Linked DNA regions of Homo sapiens: region 2 is linked to region 1. The links are chromatin contacts, found by Hi-C or POLR2A ChIA-PET in ENCODE. All regions are on one chromosome and are shown on one strand. The core of a region is the stretch at or near the end of the contact, and the rest is flanking DNA. Distances in the headings are between cores, read along the strand shown. Region 1 holds the start of RPS16 (ribosomal protein S16). Region 2 holds the start of COQ8B (coenzyme Q8B).

Region 1 (5,813 bases), core at 273-2,772:
TCACTGCTATGTCCCCAAAACTCAACAGAGGGTACACATACAAATCCTTCAAATACAGTGACAGCCAATAACAGTAACATTCAACATCTGCTACACAAAGGAAATCTCAGAATTTTTATTAAATTCTAGGCCAGGCATGGTGATCACACCTGTAATCCCAGTCCAGGCAGAAGGATCACATGAGACCAAGGACCAGCCTGGGCAATAAAGTGAGACCCCACGTCTACAGAAAAATATTTCTCAAATGAGCCAGGCGTGGTGATGTGCCTGTAGTCTTGGCAACCGAAAGGCTGAGGTGGGAGGATCTCCAACTCAGGAGTTTAAGGCTGCAGTTCATTAGGATTGTGCTATTGCACTCCAGGGTAGGTGACAGCAAGATACTGTTTTTAAAAAAGAACCTTATAACTCAAAAAAAATTTTTTTAACTGACCCTGCAATGTAGATATTCTTTCTTTTAAAAGTAGTAGAGTTCAGAAGGGGCAGAAATCAGACTCTGGTTTCTTTCCATTCTGAGCCAAAGAAATTGAGAGTCCCAAAAAGGGAACAGAGGAACCCCTTTTACAAGCAAGCATTTAAACAGACCCAAATTCGGCCGCACACGGTGGCTGACGCCTGCAATCCCAGCACTTCGGGAGGCCGAGGCTGGTGGATCACCTGAGGTAATGAGTTCGAGACCACTCTGGCCAATATGGCGAAACCCCGTCTCTACTAAAAATACAAAAATTAGCCGGGCGTGGTGGTGCATGCCTGTAATCTCAGCTACTCAAGAGGCTGAGGCAGGAGAATCGCTTTAACCCGGGAGGCGAAGGTTGCAGTGATCCGAGATCGCGCCACTACACTCCAGCCTGGGCGACACAGCGAGACTCCCTCTCAAAACAAATAAATAAAATAAAAAATAGTCGGTGTCCCTTCACCCTTTGGGTCCCCCCGCCCCAGTGAGGTGAGCTTCCTAACATCCCAGTTCTCAAAGCAAACCCTTAATCTTCAACAACCCCATCTCAGCTTTTACATCTTCTGAACCCCAAGCCCAGCTCTATTGCCAAATACCCCACTGTTCTACACCCAACACAACTTCTAAACATCCCGTTGCTGATGCCAGCCCCCCCAGCTTTCAAGAGCTACAACATCTCTGTCTCCAAGAGTCCTCCATCCACTCAACGCCGGTGCCGGATCCCAGCACCTTGTACTGTAGCGTGCGCGGCTCAATCATCTCCAGGGGCCGCCCGTTCACCTTGATGAGACCATTGCCGCGTTTGCAGTGCGCCACAGCTGTCGCTGTCTTCTGTAAGATACAAGAGAAACAGGGGCCCCGTGAGCTCCGGCTCCAGCTCCCATGTTACCCCCTAGATTCCTGCCCACCGACCTCTCCCAGACCCTGGCCTTCTCCTTCCCCTCCCCTTCCCATCCGGCGTCTGGCTCACCTTGCGTCCGAAGACCTGCACAGACTGCAGCGGGCCCTTGGACGGCATGGCTCCGAGCGTGGACTAGACAACCTCACCGCGCGGCGCCGCAACCGGAAAAGGAAAGCTAGGGGCCACCCTGGCCGCTTTTCAGGGTCTGCGCAGGCGCCTTGAGCACTGCGTCGCGACGGGAGAGAGCTTTACGGCTTCTGTTGCGGCTAACGGGCGGGGCGTCTGGTCAGCGGCGGGAAGGCCCTTAGGCGCTCAGAGCGGGCGGGCCCTGTGAGGCGGAAGTGGCGGGCTCTGTGGGCGGAAGGGGCGGGGCCTGGGAGTGTCGTGTGCGGACTGAAGGGAAGGCTGCGGGAGTGTGCTTCGCGTCCTCTGTAGTCGACTACCGCAGCTCTTCTTTGCATTCTGGCTCTTTAATAATCTCCCTTCGCCCTTTCTTTAAATCAGTTCCCACCCTCCCAACACCTGTAATCTTTCTCCCCTCTGGACTCCCTCCTCCCCGAATCCCCCGCATCAGAATCTTCCTTTGGAATCTACTGCAAGAAATCTGGCTGGATTCTCAGATTAAGGACTTCCAGAATCCTATCCTCCCTAGAATCCCCCTCCTTGGGGATCCTCTCCCAGAATCCTTTTCCCCTCAGAGCCCCTTCCCCTCAGAATCTCCCTTTCACCAGAATGTCCTTCCTTTCAGTTTCCTCTTCCCAGAATGTTTCCCATCCTTCTCTCAGATGGCCAACCCCAAATGTCCCTCTTAAGAGTGCTCAACTTAGACCCCCCTTTTCCCTGAATCTCCCTCCATTCGGTCCTCGTCCCCTCAGTCACCCTTCCCAGAATCTTTCTCTTGTCAGGACCCAGTACCCCTGGAATCTCCCTCCTCCAGAATCTCCCTTTCCCGGCAAATCCCCCTTTCCCGGCAAATCCCCCTTTCCCAGAACACCCCGCCCCGCAAATCCACAAAAACTTTTCTCTCAGAGACCCGTCCCTCAAAATCTACCTTTCTCCTGAGTTTATTTCCCTTCCGAGACTCCTCTTCCCAGCAACTGCCTTCCCTGGAGTTTTCCCTCCGTTAGAATCCCCCTCTCCTAAGAGACCCTCCCCCAAGAATTAACCTCTTCCCCGTCCCCACCCTAGAATCTCTCTCTTTTTTTTGAGACGGAGTTTCGCTCGTTGCCCTGGCTAGAGTGCAGTGGTGCGATCTCGTCTCACTGCAACCTCCGCCTCCCGGGTTCAAGAGATTCTCCTGCCTTAGGCTCCCGAGTAGCTGGAATTACAGGCGTCTACCACCACGCCCTGGTCGTTTTTTGTATTTTTAGTAGAAATGGGGTTTCACCACGTTGGCCAGGCTGGTCTCGAACTCCTGACCTCAGGTGATGTGATCCGCCTCAGCCTCCCAGAGTCCTGGGATTACAGGCGTGAGCCACCACGCCCGGCCGAATCTCTCTGTTTTTTGTTTTTTTTTTTTCTTTTTTTTGAGACAGAGTCCTGCTCTGTCGCCCAGGCTGGAGTGCAGTGGCATGATCTCTGCTCACTGCAACCTCTGCCTCCCCGGTTAAAGCGATTCTCCTGCCTCAGCCTCTTGAGTAGCTGAGATTACAGGCATGCACCACCACGCCCGGCTAATTTTTGTATTTGTAGTAGAGACGGGGTTTCACCATATTGGCCAGACTGGTCTCGAACTCCTGACATCAAATGATCCACTCATCTCAGCCTCCCAAAGTGCTGGGATTACAGGCGTGAGCCACCGCGCCCAGCCCCTAGAATCTCTTTCTCCAGAATCTCCCAGTCATCTTTTTCCTCTCCCCCAAATCACCCTCCACTTAAGCCTCCTCCCCACAGAATTCTCCATCCCCAGCCCCCCAACCCCACCTGAGGAACCCCAGGATTGGGTTGTCCTCTGGTTCCCCGGCAGATGTCCCTGCGTCTCACCCCATCAAGAGTCTCCCCAGCGAAGAGGTTCCTCTCTCAGAGCTAGAGGGAGCCCACAGTTGCCTCAGTTTCTCTGGCAGTACAGGGTCTGGGATCCAGGGTTCAAAAGGGCGTCGTGGTGCACCTTGCCAAAGAGGGTGGAGACAGGGAGACACTGGAGGGCAGGTCTGGGGCCAGAGGGAAAAGCCAGCCCGGAGTCCAGCTCTAAAAGGGTGAGGGGGGAGGGGGCTGTTGGGAGGGAGGAAGGAAGTACCCAGAGGCTGACCGGGAGGGACACAGACACAGCCCAAAGAAATGTAGGCACAAGTGGAGAAGAAGAGAAAGATGAAAGGCCAAGGGAGAAGAGGAGGAGAAAAGGGAGAGACCAGGACAGTCAAGAGATGGACCCCCAAAACAAGCCCAGTGACAGATTTAGAGGCAGAGAGGCCAACCCTCAGACAAAAAAGAGATAAAGGCAGGCATGATGTTTCCAAAATACTTGAGACAGAGGCCAGGTGCAGTGGCTCACACCTATAATCCCAGCACTTTGGGAGGCCAAGGCAGCAGGATCACTCGAGCCCAGGGTTCAAGACCAGCCTGGCCAACATGGTGAAACCCCGCCTTTACTAAAAATACAAAAATCAGCTGGGCATGGTGGCAGGTGCCTGTATCCCAGCCACAAGGGAGGCTGAGGCAGGAGAACCGCTTGAACCCGGGAGGCGGAGGTTGCAGTGAGCTGAGATGTCGCCACTGCACCCTAGGCTGGGCGCCAGAGCAAGACTCTGTCTCAAAAATAAATAAATAAATAAACTCTGTCTCAAAAATAAATAAATAAAATAAAATAAATAGAGCAGAGACCTCAAATATTCACTTGCAGACACAGATAAAGGCTAGCACAGGTGTTTTCCAATGAAGACACAGGCAGATGAGAGGATGCACACATTCTACCTGTACTTTTTCTTTTTTTTTTTTTAAATTGAGATAGAGTCTGTGTCACCCAGGCTGGAATGCAGTGATGCAATCTGAGCTCACTGCAACCTCCACCTCCCCGGTTCAAGTGATTGTCCTGCTTCAGACTCTGGAGTAGCTGAGATTACAGATTCTCCTGCTTCAGACTCCTGAGTAGCCCAGATCACGGGCCTCCACCACTATGCTTGACTAATAATTTTTCTTTTTTTTTTTTGAGATGGAGTATCGCTCTGTCGCCCAGACTGGAGGGCAGTGGCTTGATCTCAGCTCACTGCAACGTCAGCTTCCTGGGTTCAAGCAATTCTCCTGCATCAGCCTTCCAAGTAGCTGGGATTAAAGGCATGCACCACCATGCCCAGCTAATTTTTGTATTTATTAGTAGAGACAGGGTTTCACTATGCTGGGCAGACTAGTCTTGAACTCCTGACCTCAAGTGATCCACTTGCCTCGGCCTCCCAAAGTGCTGGGATTACAAGTGTGAGCCACTGTGCCTGGCCACTAATTTTTGTATTTTTTAGTAGAGACAGGGTTCCATCGTGTTGGCCAGGCTGGTCTTGAACTCCTTACCTCAAGTGATCCGCCCACCTCGGCCTCCCAAGGTTCTGGGATTACAGGTGTGAGCCACAGCGGTTGGCCTAGCCTGCACTGTCTTAAGGGCCTGTTGGGCAGGGGAGTTCAGGTTCTCTCGTCTCTCCAGATTGATCTTCACACATTTGCTAAGTCTCGTATCGTCCCTGAGCTTGGGAGTCAGGGAGCGCTCTGACCTAAGCCCTCCTGACTTTGGGGTCACCATCTTTCCCCAGCCTCTATGGGCACACTCCCTGAATTATCTGTGGCTTGAGTGGAGCAAGCAGGGGATGGGATGAGGGGTGGCGGGGGAGTTCCCCTCATCCACTTCAGCCTTCCAGTCTGCTCCCCCTTCCTGTACCTCTCTCTTCCAGAACCCCAGGCCAAGCACCAGAGAAGGCCTGGGAGTGAGCAAGGTGCCCATGTTGCTTCTGTGGATCATCCTCCTGCTTGTACAGCCCTGGGAGGGCCTAGGAACGCCCGCCCCTCTGCTGGAGGGAGCCTTTTTACTTCCTTGCAGCCCTCTGAAGATACCAGCGAGTGGGGAGCAGAGCCAGCAGACGGGGTGGGCCAATTGATGGGGCGTGGTAGGGGGTGTGTTTGAGGAAGGGTCAGCCTCTTTCCCTCCAAGATCTGATTCTCCTCCTTACCCCTGAACTGTAGGAAAACAAAAATGATGACACCCTCTACACCCCAGATGATCTCTCAGTGAGTATTGCATTCGCTTCTTTCTGCAGTTGCAGGTTTTGAGAGAATTCAGTGGTCTCCATGTGTGAGGGCTGCTGTGTGACCATATGAATATGTTGCGGGGAGGAAGTAGTGGGACTATCTCCTGACCCAGCCCCTAGCCTTGACAGATATATTTTGCTCACTGCTGTCTCCAACACCTAGAATAGGGAGGTATATAATAACAAATGATGATGATGACTACAGCTGCATGTAAATAGTGTTTACTCTGTGCCA
Region 2 (5,622 bases), core at 631-3,130, 1.3 Mb after region 1:
CCCGATCCCCACCCCGTTACTGAGCACCTCCCCCCGTTGCTAAGCACCCACTGCTCTCAGCCTCCGAGTCCGCAACCTGCTGGGGCCCTCCTGTGCTTCCGGGAGCCTCTGTATGCCCGCCCCCTTCGGCCAGCCAACCAATGGCGCGGCAGCAACTCGCTGACTGGCACGGAGTTTCTCCATCTGTGCGCGGGGGAAGGGGCCAGAGAGAGGCCCTAGCGATGGAGCCTGGAATTAAGGTGGGCATCGGGGGCCCATCTGGGGGGATTGCTGAGGCATCGCGGGAGCGCAAGCGTGCCCTGTCTGCCCTTCCACTCACCTCAAAGTGCCTTGTACGCGACAGACCCTTCTGTTCCCTACACTTTCTTGCAAAGTCTCCCTTACAAACCTGACGCCTCTCTTCTGCACGAATATCTTGCCAACCCCCCTTCTTATTTTTACCCCTGGCAGGCTCAACACAATTCCTTTGAATACACATTCTTCCCAGCAAACATTTCCCTTGCACATGGAGCCCCTCCACTTTGCACAAACACCCACATTCTGGCACCCAACCTCCTTCCTTGTGCATATAAATCCCTTGCCTTGCTTGCCAACTGTTTCCCGCTCACGCCTTCAACTCTCTCGTGTACATACCCTCCCCCCCACTTGCACACTGAGTCTCTGTTCCCTCACACACCCTGTTCTCTCCGCTCCCCGCCCACCTGCGGAATGGTGCGACTGGGAGCCCTCTGCTTCCTGTAGGCCTGACATTTCCCAGAACACACTCAGCCAAGATTCCCAGTGCTGAGTCAGGAACCTTGGCATCCCAGAAAACCACCTCCCATCCTATCTTTCTTTCTCTGTGTGTGTGTGTGTGTGTGTGTGTGCGCGCGCGCGTTGGAAAGCCTGCTCTCCCCACAACAGGCTGACTCACCCACTTCTCACAGTCTGGAATAGAGGCATCTGGTTGGGGCATCTTTCCCACCACTGGGAGAGGGAGGGATGCCGATGCTTCCCCCACAGAACCCCGCTGCCCCAACCCCTCTTGTCGGGAATCAGGCCTCTTTGTCTCTATTCCCGTACTGTGTGACCTCAGAAAAGCCCTCATCCCTCTCTGGACTTCTCCTTCCCAACCTGTATGAGGTACTAGGTGGGCTCCTGCCTTCGATTTCTCTCATTGGTCTGTGAAAAGGTGACTCATTTTAGAGCCTTGGACCTGTGCCCAATGTCTCCCCCAGTTGACTCAATTTCAAGACAAACCACCTCCTCTCCCCCTTCAGAGGTGAACGGCTGACTCAGGAGCTGGGTGGCAGCTCAGCCTTGGGGGCAAAATATATCAAAATCACCTAGGACAATAAATAATCCTACTGGGCTACAACTGACAGTGCCAGGCCCGGGGCCACATGCTTCACATACATGAGATCATGTCAGATAGCCCCGTAGCTGCAAGCAAAGGGTAGAGGCCGGCAGATCTCTGAGCCTCTGTTCTCACGTGTAAAATGGAGCCCTGGCATCCCTATTGTTCAGCCTTGGAGAATGAACTGAAATCGTGTCAGGGTCTGATACAGAACAAGTACTCTATACATGACAGAGATTTCTTACGGAAAATCCAATGGAGCGTAAGTCATTTGCTCAGGGTAGCGGAGCTGGGAACTGGCAGAGGAAGGTCTCGAACCCACACCCGTGGGAACTCCAAGTCTTTGAAAGTCCGTCCCGCCCCTGCGTGAAGAATGGGCGCGCGGCTGGACTCGTCACCGGGGGTTTTAGGGAAGGTTGAACTTGTCATTCAACCGTGTAGGGAGGGTGGTTTAGTCACAGGGGTGGAGGGAGGGGGCCCACTGGCGCGCCACCAGGACCCCGGTGCCCTAGATGCATACCTGGCCGCGCTTCGGATGCTCAGAGGCAAACCCCCTCCCCTTGGGAGGCGGAGTCGGACAAGGCTCCGTCTCGTTCCGTTCCGTCACGTCCGGTGGGGCGGGGCTTCGGGGCTTTCCCCTTTGAGGGGAGTATCGGTTAACCCTTGCGCGGCGGGGCGGGCTGGAGCTCCGCGGGCCGGAACCCGGGAGTCGGGGCTCCCCAGCCACACCCCTCGCGGGATTTAAAGGGATAGGAGGGGCCGGGTCGGCCGAAGCCCGAACCGAAGGAGCGGGCATGAGGCGCTGCCCGTGCCGTGGGAGCCTGAACGAGGCGGAGGCCGGGGCGCTGCCCGCGGCGGCCCGCATGGGACTGGAGGCGCCGCGAGGAGGGCGGCGGCGGCAGCCGGGACAGCAGCGACCTGGGCCCGGCGCAGGGGCCCCGGCGGGGCGGCCGGAGGGGGGCGGGCCCTGGGCCCGGACAGAGGGGTCCAGCCTCCACAGCGAGCCTGAGAGGGCCGGCCTCGGGCCTGCGCCGGGGACAGAGAGTCCGCAGGCAGAATTCTGGACAGACGGACAGACTGAGCCCGCGGCAGCTGGCCTTGGAGTAGAGACCGAGAGGCCCAAGCAAAAGACGGAGCCAGACAGGTCCAGCCTCCGGACGCATCTAGAATGGAGCTGGTCAGAGCTGGAGACGACTTGTCTTTGGACGGAGACCGGGACAGATGGCCTTTGGACTGATCCGCACAGGTCCGACCTCCAGTTTCAGCCCGAGGAGGCCAGCCCCTGGACACAGCCAGGGGTTCATGGGCCCTGGACAGAGCTGGAAACGCATGGGTCACAGACTCAGCCAGAGAGGGTCAAGTCCTGGGCTGATAACCTCTGGACCCACCAGAACAGTTCCAGCCTCCAGACTCACCCAGAAGGAGCCTGTCCCTCAAAAGAGCCAAGTGCTGATGGCTCCTGGAAAGAATTGTATACTGATGGCTCCAGGACACAACAGGATATTGAAGGTCCCTGGACAGAGCCATATACTGATGGCTCCCAGAAAAAACAGGATACTGAAGCAGCCAGGAAACAGCCTGGCACTGGTGGTTTCCAAATACAACAGGATACTGATGGCTCCTGGACACAACCTAGCACTGACGGTTCCCAGACAGCACCTGGGACAGACTGCCTCTTGGGAGAGCCTGAGGATGGCCCATTAGAGGAACCAGAGCCTGGAGAATTGCTGACTCACCTGTACTCTCACCTGAAGTGTAGCCCCCTGTGCCCTGTGCCCCGCCTCATCATTACCCCTGAGACCCCTGAGCCTGAGGCCCAGCCAGTGGGACCCCCCTCCCGGGTTGAGGGGGGCAGCGGCGGCTTCTCCTCTGCCTCTTCTTTCGACGAGTCTGAGGATGACGTGGTGGCCGGGGGCGGAGGTGCCAGCGATCCCGAGGACAGGTCTGGGGTGAGTGGGACCCATCCTGCCCTTGAGCCACATCACGCAAAACTCCTTATTCCTCCGCCTTTGCTTAGGAAGTTCTCTACCCATTTACTGTTAGTTGCCCACCAGCAATTTCATCTCCGGGAACCTCTTCCATCCACTGACCTCCTCCCTCTGACAGCCAGGTTACTAATTCACTCCAGGCACCCCTTCTTAATTCTCTCCTTTCCCCTTCCTGCACTGTCTCCACTCCTGGGGGTCTACAATGGAGGGCCACTGACCGACTTTATGGGGCCCAGGAACCCCTGAAATTGTAGGACTAAGGAGCCTGCCGTGCGTGTTCACATACATTGTTGCAGCGACGGTCTGACATCTGTCTAATCCTCTGGAATCTGAAGAACACTGGGATAGGGAGACAGGCAGGGTGCACTTTCTACCCCACATTTCTTAATCTGGGGCCTGTGGCTGTCTTAAAGGGTCACAAACCTTCACCACCCCTTAGCCTATTTGTATGTACATTTTTCTAGGGAGCAAAGCGATTCCCCCAGCTTGCATCAGATTCGCAAAAGGGCTGTGTGACCCCAAACGCCAAAGGATCCTTGGCCTAGCCGGGAGCCCACCTGGTCTCCCCTGTGACCCCTACATCCCCAAGGAGCCCCCTGAACACTCTTGTTTACTTTGTCCACCGTCACCCCCAGCTTGGGTGTGGCTCTCCCCTGGTGAATCAGGAGGACCGGCCGGGCAGGTTCAGGGAGGGCGGGACAGAGCAGAGGCCGGTGTGAAACTGGAGAGCCTCACGTGGGGCTGGGAGCCGTGGGGCTGGGAGCCGAGTCCGGAGTCCATCAGCTTGCCAGCTTGCCTGCTGAGGCCTCTTTTTGCTCTGGGGCCCCTGGCTGGAGTCTGCCCTGAGCCCCGCTTCACCCCACATGCCTTCCTTGGGGACGTGTTCACACATGTGGCCCTAGCTGTGAGAGACAGACCTGCCTTGACGTGCCTGTGCCTGTGTGCAGGGGCTGACCCTCCTGGGCCCCATTGCTTTTTTCTCTCTGCCTGCCCTCTCACTTCCTTGGCATCTCAGAACAGCTGAGCTGGAAGTGGGTGAATAATAATAATAATAATAATAATAATAACAACAACAATTAGCACTCACTCATGTTTAGCCCTGTGCTAAGTGCTGTGCTTTTATTAACTCACTCACTCCTCGCAGCAACCCTAATGAGGTAGATACTTTTTTTTTTTTTCTGAGACAGTCTCGCTCTGTTGCCCAGGCTGGAGTGCAGTGGTGCCATCTCGGCTCACTGCAGCCTTCACTTCCTGGGTTCAAGTGATTGTCCTGCCTCAGCCTCCTGAGTAGGTGAGACACCAGGTGCCCGCCACCACACCTGGCTCATTTCTGTATTTTGAGTAGAGACAGGGTTTCATCATGTTGGCCAGGCTGACCTCAAGACTCCTGACCTCAAGTGATCCACCCGCCTCAGCCTCCCGAAGTGCTGGAATTACCAGCATGAGCCACTGCACCCGGCTGAGGTAGATACTATTATTATCCCCTTTTACAGATGAGGAAACTGAGGCACAGAGAATTCAAGTCACTTGTCCAAGGATATCACCTTGCAAGATGCAGATCAAATAATTCTAATCCTTACTGTACACCAGACACTGTTTTAAGTTTTTTCTTCTTTTTTTTTTTTAGTCTTTTTTGTCAATTTTTTTCTGTCATTTTTTATCTTAAAATAGCATCTATCTTAATTAAGGGCTTTGTATGTGTTAACTCTGAGTCCTTATGACAGCACTGAGATTGTCTCCATTCAACAGATGGGGGCCAGGCTCAGTGGCCCAAGCCTGTAATCCCAGCACTTTGGGAGGCCGAGGCAGGGGGATCACCTAAGGTCAGGAGTTCAAGACCAGCCTGGCCAACATGATGAAACCCTGTCTCTACTAAAATACAAAAATTAGCCAGGCGTGTGATGGCGGGCACCTGTAATCCCAGCTACTTGGGAGGCTGAGGCAGGAGAATCGCTTGAATGTGGGAGGCGGAGGTTGCAGTGAGCCGAGATTGCACCACTGCACTCCAGCCTGGGTGACAGAGCAAGACTCGGTCTCAAAAAAAAAAAAACAAAAACAACAGATGGGGAAGCTGAGGCATAGAGAGGTGAGAGATTCTTTGCTTAGGGTTGGCCACGTCAAGTCAGAGCCAGGATTCTAACTCAGTTCTGGCTGAGTTTCAAACCCATCGTTTAAACCCTCCAGTGTGTAGATCTGTTCCTAACTTGTCTCCCTCCCAGGCCTCCCTATCTCCAGTTTTTTTCTCATCCTTCCAGAATCTGCCTCCATGGCCCAGCTTTGTCTGCTCAGGTGCCCTCT

What was found. A loop is a pair of places that touch in the nucleus more often than their neighbours do. ChIA-PET counts read pairs that join two places held with the same protein, here RNA polymerase II (POLR2A). Pooled maps may share reads with other maps.
Region 2: a loop to region 1 is called in a pooled map, with 6 times the contacts of the local background. The contact joins the promoter of COQ8B here to the promoter of RPS16 in region 1. A Hi-C loop is called at or near these places in 1 of 168 maps with a recorded cell type or tissue (naive thymus-derived CD4-positive, alpha-beta T cell) and 6 of 50 pooled maps. POLR2A ChIA-PET finds 5 or more read pairs at or near these places in 1 of 52 experiments (BJ).

Annotation. Positions count from the first base shown.
Region 1 is chr19:39,434,427-39,440,239 of GRCh38, forward strand. RPS16 (ribosomal protein S16) reads right to left here and starts at 1,523. Exons shown (of 5, transcript NM_001020.6): 1 at 1,422-1,523; 2 at 1,181-1,282. The coding sequence starts at 1,469. RefSeq lists enhancers at 717-1,296, 2,960-3,728 and a silencer at 1,677-1,776.
Region 2 is chr19:40,715,006-40,720,627 of GRCh38, forward strand. It overlaps COQ8B (coenzyme Q8B), which reads right to left and starts at 1,881. Exons shown (of 15, transcript NM_024876.4): 1 at 1,582-1,881. ITPKC (inositol-trisphosphate 3-kinase C) reads left to right here and starts at 2,107. Exons shown (of 7, transcript NM_025194.3): 1 at 2,107-3,285. The coding sequence starts at 2,131. RefSeq lists silencers at 628-677, 1,998-2,357 and enhancers at 1,348-1,427, 3,931-4,632.